3 separate regions of the Homo sapiens genome follow, and all the other regions are linked to region 1. The links are chromatin contacts, found by Hi-C or POLR2A ChIA-PET in ENCODE. All regions are on one chromosome and are shown on one strand. The core of a region is the stretch at or near the end of the contact, and the rest is flanking DNA. Distances in the headings are between cores, read along the strand shown. Region 1 has its middle 88 kb from the start of LINC00261. Region 2 overlaps LINC00261 (long intergenic non-protein coding RNA 261). Region 3 overlaps LOC284788 (a long non-coding RNA gene).

Evidence for each region. A loop is a pair of places that touch in the nucleus more often than their neighbours do. ChIA-PET counts read pairs that join two places held with the same protein, here RNA polymerase II (POLR2A). Pooled maps may share reads with other maps.
Region 2: a map of body of pancreas shows a loop between it and region 1 (1.9-fold over the local background). The contact joins two enhancer-like sites. A Hi-C loop is called at or near these places in 3 of 168 maps with a recorded cell type or tissue (HepG2, body of pancreas and pancreas) and 1 of 50 pooled maps. POLR2A ChIA-PET finds 5 or more read pairs at or near these places in 6 of 52 experiments (A549, Caco-2, HepG2 and 2 more).
Region 3: a loop to region 1 is called in a map of Caco-2, with 5 times the contacts of the local background. The contact joins two enhancer-like sites. A Hi-C loop is called at or near these places in 1 of 168 maps with a recorded cell type or tissue (Caco-2). POLR2A ChIA-PET finds 5 or more read pairs at or near these places in 4 of 52 experiments (A549, Caco-2, HepG2 and 1 more).

The regions. Positions count from the first base shown.
Region 1 is chr20:22,488,776-22,491,823 of GRCh38, forward strand. No RefSeq gene overlaps it. Among named protein-coding and RNA genes, the nearest start is that of LINC00261, 88 kb to the right of the region's middle. Within about 2 kb of position 1,721, at least 10 of the 41 ENCODE cell types and tissues checked have a DNase peak (open chromatin) inside an H3K27ac peak, as active enhancers do; they include body of pancreas and pancreas, where a contact is called at or near this core.
Region 2 is chr20:22,567,610-22,570,808 of GRCh38, forward strand. It overlaps LINC00261 (long intergenic non-protein coding RNA 261), which reads right to left. Exons shown (of 4, transcript NR_001558.3): 2 at 185-276. Among named protein-coding and RNA genes, the nearest start is that of LINC00261, 9.4 kb to the right of the region's middle. RefSeq lists enhancers at 243-1,061, 1,062-1,879. Within about 2 kb of position 1,327, at least 5 of the 41 ENCODE cell types and tissues checked have a DNase peak (open chromatin) inside an H3K27ac peak, as active enhancers do; they include body of pancreas and pancreas, where a contact is called at or near this core.
Region 3 is chr20:22,403,263-22,406,314 of GRCh38, forward strand. All of the region lies in intron 1 of LOC284788 (a long non-coding RNA gene), which reads right to left. Among named protein-coding and RNA genes, the nearest start is that of LINC01427, 120 kb to the left of the region's middle. RefSeq lists enhancers at 1-1,900, 530-639 and a silencer at 2,649-2,943. Within about 2 kb of position 1,254, at least 4 of the 41 ENCODE cell types and tissues checked have a DNase peak (open chromatin) inside an H3K27ac peak, as active enhancers do.

The sequences.
Region 1 (3,048 bases), core at 471-2,970:
TGGTGTGTCAGTTTTATTAATCTTTTTAAAGAATCAACTCTTTTTTTCATTGATTTTCTTTATTGCTTTCTGCTTTCACTTTCATTCAGTACTGACTGTATTTTTATTAATTTATCCCTTCTTCTTGCCTTGGACTTATTTGCTCTTCTTTTTCTAGGTTCTTGAGGTAGGAGCTTATATTATTGAGCTGAGAATTGTTTTTCTAATGTGTGCACTTAGTACTATGAATGATAAATGTCTGTCTCTCTTAGCACCACGTTAGCTGTGTACCACAAACATTGATGTATATTTTCATTTTTATTCAGTTCAATTTTTTTTTAACTTGGAGCTTCCTCTTTGACCTATGTGTTATTTAGAAGTGTATTGTCTAGTTTTCAAGTATTTGAAGATTTTCCTCTTATCTTTCTGTTATTAATTTCTATTTTTATTACATTGCAGTCAGAGAACACACTCTCTATGATTTCAATTCTTATAATTTTTTGAGATTTGTTTTATTGCCCGGGATATGGCCAAAATTGGTATTGATTGATGGTGTTCACCTTTTCTCTTTTTCTTGGTCAATCTAGTTAAAGGTTTGTCAGTATGTTGATTTTCACAGAACTAACTTATGGTTTTGATAAACAACATAAAGATGTTGGAGAGCAAGGAGGCATTGGAAATAAACCAAAAGCTGAGTTTTCATTTTGGCCACATGCTCTTCATAATTGTTTATTTTTGGTTTGAAATAAATAAATAAACAAATAAATAAAGGGTTTTTATGTATGATGCTTGTGCTCTAAGTAATTCGGGCAAGAGTGACACCACTGCCTGCCTATCAGCACTTGCAAAGAAAAACCAATTACTGTCAGCCCCCTTCAAAAAAATGTATCTGCTAAAATTGCTTGATGACATGGAAATCCACACTGAGGTGCTTATACCCAGGGGCAACCAAGTCTCCCCTGCAGCTGGGGCCTATAACCATATTTCCTTCATTTCACAAAAATCAAAAGTTTAGGAACCACGAGGAAGGAGCAAGAATAAACACCACTACAAACCTCAAACCAACAGCGCTGAGAGATTACAGCAGCCTCACCCTGCCATTTGGGGCTAGAGACTGCTCACATTTATTCTGTGGTCAGCGTCCATTGGAAAGCAACGCAGCACACACCACGGCTGTGTTTGAGCTGATATTCACTAACACTGAACTAACTGCATTCCAATCCAAAGACTTCGCAAGTGCCCTCTTTCTTAACTGGGAATCTGGCAGAATGTTATATTTAAATATCAAACGTTGTTAATCATGTCAGCGGTACTTTAGTTTGGATAAAATGTCTTTCCTATTGTAGCTAATTGCTTGAATATCTGCAGACTGATATACTCTTTGTAGACATTTATGCTGTCCTCTTTTTATAACTTTATTTCATTTTCTCTTCATTTCTGGTGTTGACTCAAAGGGCCTTTATCACCTCATGCTGATAATCTGTGCTTTATGGCCGCTGGTGTGATTGGGAGCAGTTGAAGCCGCGTGCAATAATACACACATATAAATATTTGAACAGGAAAAAGAAGGTCTGTCTGATGTAGACCAAGGAAGAAATGCATTTAAACAAATAATGCCACTAGAGGGACCTTGACTCTGAACCACGAATAGGCAGGGTCAGACTTGGAAGGGCACCCTCTCATTGCCCGGCTTGTACGGGTGGGCGCTAGTGCCACGGCCCATTTTAAAAAGCAGGTTCTTCCAGGCCCCATGGCACAGGGAGCCGAGCTGGGTCCATGCCAGCAGGCTTATGACGTCATTGTTGTAGCTTGCTTATTTGGTCAGGATCACTAAAATAATTCCCTTTGAGAAGAATAAATTTGCTCTTGCAGAAAGTTAAAGACCTGAGAGGTTTTAATTAGTTTACCCTGCCCTCGCCTTTGGTCGCCAAACGTTATTGCAGAGTTCAAAGAACATGATGTTGTGTGTCTCCCTTTCCCATTTTTGCGTGGGGGCCTTTTCCCCCTTTTTAGCACCTCCTGTGAATAGTTGAAAATGAGTGGCAAAATGACATTCGACTTAGAAAGTAAGAGCACCAGGAAGCAAAACTGGAGGCAAACACAGCAGCTAATTTCACCAGGCATAGCTGGTGCTGTCCGCGGTTGTCCCTGACAGCGCGGCCGACACAGAACCACCTGTGTTTGCTCACTAGCTTTCCCCAATCTGCGAGAAAATGGCCCGGGCCGGTCACATGGCAGCCAGATAGGCCAGGCACCATGGGAATACAAAAGCCGGAGCTTTTAGCAGAGTTAATCATTAATGCGCCTTTTCTTTGTCCCATTCAGGAGTGCTGACAGGGCTTTGATAGCCTGTATTTGCCATCAGCCGGCTGCAGTCCTAGCCAGGTACTAATGAGACCCCTGGCTCCAGGCTCCCTGGCAGAGCCCAGAGCCCAGCCTGGACCCAGGTGCTGCCATCAACCTGAAGCCTGCCTGCCCCCTGAGCTCCCTCCTGCTGCCCGCTGTGCCCCCACTCCTTAGGCCTTGTTCTGGTTGATCACCCACCTGCCTGGAATCCTGCACGTTTCTGCAAAGCATCTGCCTGAGTTCAGCGAAGCAAGGCTAGGAAATGTGTGATTATAAAGCCCATAATCCTCTCTTCCCCTGTGTCATCCTTCCCCCAGCTAGGAAAAAAAAAAAAAAAATTAGAAAGCTAAGCTGAATTTTTTTTTTGTTTGTTTGGATGTGTACCAAGGATGGATTGTTTTGCCCTAACATCAGTGGGGTGTTTTCTTTCCAAAACTTAGCTTAGAGAGTCACCCACGGGTATATTCTAATATTTCCACTCAGCAAGTAAAATGCAGGTGTCCCTGACAGCAATTTTTTTAAATAGAAAACCTCACCTTAACATCCTTAATGGTAAGTAGCTTGTGTGTCAACATGACTGGAGCTAGGGTGAATGAGAACCACATTAAAACCTTCCAGCTACCAGTTCTTTTTTTTTTTTCTTTTTTCTTTTGTGATGGAGTCTTGCTCTGTCGCCCAGGCTGGAGTGCAGTGGTGCGATCTCGGCTCACTGCAACCTCCGCC
Region 2 (3,199 bases), core at 77-2,576, 78 kb after region 1:
GCTTGGGAAAATTGTGAATCCCTGGGGGCAAATCACTGACGACGTGCGAGGGGAATAAAAATATTTCATTTTAATTGGCTGTTGTTTCCTTTGCTTGATTTTGAAAACAACAAACATAAACATGTCCCCCACAGTTCTCCTTGGAAATAGGGTCCCGAGTCTCCCAAACACGACCCCAACTTACAGTCTCTGCCCAGAGGCCGGCGGGTTAACCGCCCTGGGAAGCCTAGGTCTGTTTTCTCAGCGATGGTTGAGCTGGTCTTTATCCAGGGATTCCTGGGAAGGAAAATATAGGGACAGGTTTCAAATAAAAATGGGCTTCCACTACTCCGCCCCCCGCCCCCATCGGAGTCAGCTGGAATGCAGTTATTATGTTTCTGGAACAAGGGCAGCCCTTCGATTCTATCAGGACTGAGGAGGAGGAAGGGAAACAGAGTGACGCGGAGGCCACCCATTCTTTCTCCTCCCCAGAGGAAAAGGAGTTCGAGCTCCTTTTGAGATACCGGGTCGGAGAAGGTGCAGCTCGGGCTGGAGCAGGGTGGACGAGTGTTCGAAGAGGAGAAAGTGCAGGCTGGGGGAGCGAAACGAAAATCCTGAGGTCACTAAATGAGATAAAAGTGTCTCCAGGGCCGTGCCAGCACATCCTAGCCACCACTGGTGTCACCAGCATCCCGCCCCCCATTCTAGCCCCCTCTGTTGTCCCCCATTAAGACTGGTGGGCGTGGCTGCCTGGGTCCCGCTCCCACCGCAGCGGGGTCGCGCTCCCAGTCTTGACCCAAGGCCGTCTGCCTGTTCGCCCGGCCCTCCTCTGCGCGGTGCCCAGCGGGCTCATCCGGACGGGGCCGACCTTGGCACCTGCAGGAGAAACCCTGGACTCGCCAGTGTTACCGGAGACGGGAGAGCGATGGGGAGGGCGGGAGAGGAATACAGCTGACAGAGCCCATGGCGACTGGGGTGGGATAGGTCGGGTCCGGTGTGAACTGGCTGCCTAGGGTCGGTTCCCTGCGCTTTCTAGAATTTGTGGGGGAAAAGCAAGAATGACCGTCCCTCTGCCTCGTGCTCTTTTCGATCTCTCCCCCGACCCCCAGTGACATTTAGCAGGCATTTTCCTTTCGTGGCCTTCTCCACTAAGACCCTTGGAAGTCCTATGTCAGCGAAGTGAGCGTTGGGAGGGGACGAGAAGAACCCCCCGGAGGGCCAACCCGGGTTCCGCGTTTGGCGCATCTCGGCAGCCGGAGCTCGCCAAACCGGGACAGCCCCACGGACCCGCGGGGACTGGGGGCTCGGCCGGCTGCTCTGACGACCTCGGCGCGCCCGATCGGCCCCGGCTGCCTGGCCCCGGGTACCCGGGCACACGCCGCCTTCCCGGAGCCCGAGCACCCGCTCCGGCTCTCGCAGCCTGAGCCCAAGGAAGGCTGCTCTGCAGGTCCCCGGGCCACTCGCGGGGAGCCCGAGCCAGCCCGCCAGCCAGCGGCTAGGGCCTCACCCAGGAATGAGGAAAGGGAGTGCTGCTTTATTTCGGAAGCAGGTCCGACTCTGTGAACACCTAGATAGAGGGAGGCATTTAATTTTTATATGCACATATATATATATTGCAACGTGATTTGTCCTAGGTAGAGTTATTTGTGCCTCAACTTTGATACATTTCATGGTAGAATTAAAGGACAAGGTTCGTGCCTGGGGTGGGGGCGGAAGAGAATAGTGAAGGGGCAGTTTAGATGTTTTTTCTTTTCTAAATGATTCAATTTAAGCAAACACTTGGGGGCTCCAGGCCGCTGTAATTCCAAAGACAATTTTCTCTTGTTTTAATTTGATTTGCATTTTTTCAACGTTGATAATACTCAATTTCATGGCTGAATACACATGTAAACACGGTTAGGTCGTGTTTTTCGCCACTTGCACCAAACAGAATGTCGCTTGTCTCGGTGCCATGGGAGGTTACACGCCGCGTCCTCAAAATATCTGCAAGTTTCTCCTAAATTATTTTTCAAAACTTGGCCTGGAAATTTGTCTGAGCTTCAGAGGTGACGAACTAAAATATATCTAAACTGAATATATCTACTGAACTAGCCAAGGTGTGGGAAGACCTGCACAGACATTGCAAAAAGGAAGGCAGTAAAGGAAACAAATTCCTATTTGATATAGAATCAATCCTATTTTTACCCGGCATTATTTTTCTATATTGTATTAATAGTTTTAAACAATCCAAAAATAACAAAGAAATTATCTTCTCCCAGAAATGTTTTTAATGTGGATTTCATTGCTAGAAAGACAAGCATTGAGAAATATATAGCTATACCTTTATAAGGAGAGGTTTAATTACCACTATTGAGCTATTTTATCAAACATAAAAATTAGAAGAAAATGCAAGGTGAAATTGAGAAATAAGCGTTAGTCATATCAAAACTGATATTCAACAAAATAGCACTGCCAATGACAATGAAAGTAGGATGGTGTGACCTGCCTGTGAGCAGCTACCACAAAACTGTAATGCAAGCATATCACACATTGTTTTGCCCTCAGGACACAAACTAGACAGACATTGTGCAAAGAAATGTTTGGCACCTAATAAATTTATTAAAACTCCAAATACATTTTATACTCCATTTACGAAACTGTGCTGGAAAAAGTGAGGACACACTTTTTTGGTTTGTCCAAGAATACCTTATGTAATAAAATGGCTGTCTAATTTCCAGAGCTACCCTTCATTTAGAAATATATATTTATCTGCTTGCTATTGACTAATGTGGAATATTCAATACTGTGAGCAATATTTCTATCTCAAATCTTAAGAATTTACAAACTACAATGTTTGTTTTATTTTAAAAATCCTTAAAAATGAAAAGAATCCGTGAAAATTCTAAATCCTAAAAAATAAAATAGATCTGTGAGACTTCTTAAAATGCTTTATGCTCCAGGCTGGCTGATAATAGGTAACTGTATTTTAAATTGAGGTGATCTAATTTGAAAAATATCTTTTATCACGTGAAAGGCATTTAGGCAAACAAGAAAAAATTCCATTTGAAAGACAACAGACTTTGAAAGAGAAAGTCGCTTAATTTTTTTAAAAAACACACTCGTGGCAGGCCGACTGTCCAATGTCTGCAAGAAAACTGTTCTTCACCATTTGGCTTTTAAAAAAAGAATTATTAAATTTTAAATTATAATTGTTAGGATTTGTACTAAGGTTTTCTATTGT
Region 3 (3,052 bases), core at 4-2,503, 86 kb before region 1:
ATGCAGTTAAACAAGAGGCAGCCTCTGAGAACGTGAGGGATAAAATTAGTACCTGTGTTTGCTTTCCATTCTTTTTGAACAAAAGGAGCTATTTCTGTGTTCTGAGTTTGCAGAACACAGAGGGGATTAAGCAATGGGACCACACAACTCATTCCTTTCAGGTTGGGGGCTGGGTTAAACACTCAGCATAGCTCCCCGGGAGCGGTAGCGCCCACTAGGTTTTATTCCCTCCTGAAAGTTGTGCTATCGGGGTCTTGCTCAGGGGAAATAGAGCTCCACAGCCCTGCTTGTGTTTTGTTTCGGCACCAAATGCAATGCTAGCAAGTTCAAAGCAAACGGTCTGCGAGACAGGCTGCACAAAGAAGAAAAAAGTGGCATTCTTTCAGGAGCTCCTGGATTCTGCTTCCTGTAAGGAATAAAAAATGAAGACTGTTGGCGCTGAGCCTTGCTAGGTTACTGAAGATCTCCCACTTGGAATGTCAGACACATCAGTAAACGACTTGATCCAGAAACAGAACTAACGTAATTCACGCCATTGATACAACAGGACGAGTGTCTCTACCCAACTTCAGTGCTTGTCTTATGAAGAAGAAGACCAAGAAAAAGAAAGAAAGGAAAAGAGAAAGCAAAGAGGCAAGGGAGTGTGGGGGAAGGCAGAGAACACAGTTTCCTTTTCAGTGTGGCTGTCAAATGGCGATCTAATTGTGGCCGGGCTGCAGGAGAGCAGATAGCTTTTCTGAAGCCCGCAAGTATTTCTGCCATTCACCAGGCCGAAGGATGCCACACACAGTCTGTTTGTTCAACATAAGCAAACAGATTGTAAACTGGCTGATAATTTTTGTACTGACAATGTCATTTACAGCTGTCAGCCTTTCGTCTGCCTTGTTTGCTTTATTCAAATATGAACCAAGTGGACCTCCCTTCCAGCGCTTTCTTCTGCATTAAAATCACATCCATTCCCTTCCAAGCTGTCTTATCTAAAATTCATTGGAGGCCAATCAGTTGGCTGAATGCTTTGTTGTTTCCATGGAGGCAAGAAGTCTAGTGTGGACTTTCGGGGATTAGGAAGTTTCAGATTTACAGCCTTGAAGTGCGTGTTTCTTTCAGTTAGCTTCTTTTGATTGCAAAGAGGCAGGACATTTAAATATAATTTTATGTCTGAACCAGGAAGCAGTGCTTTAAAAACGTAATCATTCTGGTTTGTGGCTCCCTCTTGCCAGCACTTGGCCTTACTTCTTCTGGTTTAGTCCTTGGAATGTGCCACCCTCGCAGCATGGATTGGCATTCTTCCTCTGCCCCTAGGTCATGACGGCTCCTTGGCCAGCGGGCACTGCTCAACTGCACCTCTTCTCTAAAATCCTGGCTTTGATCCTGCAGCCTGTCAGGGTGTCACCCACAAATCTTGAAGCCTCCTCTGTTGTGAGTGGAGGTTGCAATACCTTCTGTTAAATAATTCACATCGGACTGGCTGTCTGGTGGCAGGCAGGCAGCTGCAGATATTGCCACTTTGCTCAGAGAGTACAGGCACAGTCTCCTTAAAAAAATAAGCCAGTGGCAAAGTTGCCTACTTCCCTGCACCTGGTGCTGGTGAGAGTTCCTAATTCCAGGATGTGCTTAACTCTGAACTTCAGCCTCATATTTTAAGGGCAACATCAAGAAAAAAGTGATGTTTGTTCCTGGGGATGGGGAGCCTTGCTGCATTCTTGGGAAAAGAGTGTTCTTTTGGCAAACGTGATTTCTGGTCTCTTACTCAAACAAGGAATATCTTAAAATCATCCATGATGTATTGGGCAATTCATTACTTACACTGAAGGCTTTAAAACATAACATCACTGGTACTCTGATTTGACTTTTGACTGTGGCAATTTGTTTAAGTTTGTTTCCCAATGCTTAAAACGGCATAAAGTTAATCAACCTCAGTAAGTGAATATTGAGAATATATTATATGTAACAATAAATTCATCACAAAAACTTTTATATATTTGGGATAATTTCAAGTTGCATCCCAACTGAAATTTGCTGTTTTTTTCTTTAGATTTATTGCAACCAATCTCAAATATTTGTTTAGTATCAACTCTTAGCTTAGAATACATAAATCCTACTACAGGTACCAAATGAATATTACTCATGAAGTCATTTGAGAAAAGTTTGAGGTAGTGTCCAATCTCATGCTAGGTGGAATTTGGTAGAAAGTATGTATTTTTTAAAAGTTTCAGAGAAAAGAAGACTCAATAGAGGTTGCCACATGGGGGAATATTCATTCTATCTATTTAGTCAACATAAGAAGCATACAATACTATGAGGAAGCTGGTAATTTTATGTGATAACAAGCTGTGCTATTATAGAATAGAATGTATTAGTTGCACTTATGTGAACTAATGTGTTGTATGGACTGTGATCTGGTACATAGGCCTGCCTATTCTTTGTTTCGTTTTGTTTTGTTTTGTTTTGTTTGAGACAGTCTCCCTCTGTTACCCAGGCTGGAGGGCAGTAACACGATCTTGGCTCACTGCAAACTCTGCCTCCTGGGTTCAAGCGATTCTCCTGCCTCAGCCTCCTGAGTACCTGGGATTACAGGTGCCCATCACCACACCTGGCTAATTTTTGTATTTTAGTAGAGACAGGGTTTCATCATGTTGGCCAGGCTGGTCTCGAACTCCTGAGCTCAGGTGATCTGCCAGCCTTGGCCTTCCAAAGTGCTGGGACTACAGACTATCTGTTCTTTAATATAGAATGTTATTAACGGTCTGGAGTCCCCATGGTTACAATGTGTCCTGCTCTCTTGGAAGGCCACGCAATTTGCTACAGCTGAGACCTTGTTTCCCTATGACTTCAAAGAAGACCTTCTTGTTGTAAAACAAAGCATTAGTCTTTGCTTTTTATCTTTAAGACTTTAATCCTACTCTGGTGTATGTAGGGATATTTAGCTGTCAATATCCTGTTTTTTATGTTCTATTGAAATTATAATCATTTTAATATGTCAATTAAAATAAAATTGATCTACTTACTAAATTTTTATGCAATTTAGATGCTATATAGTTGATCAGTCACT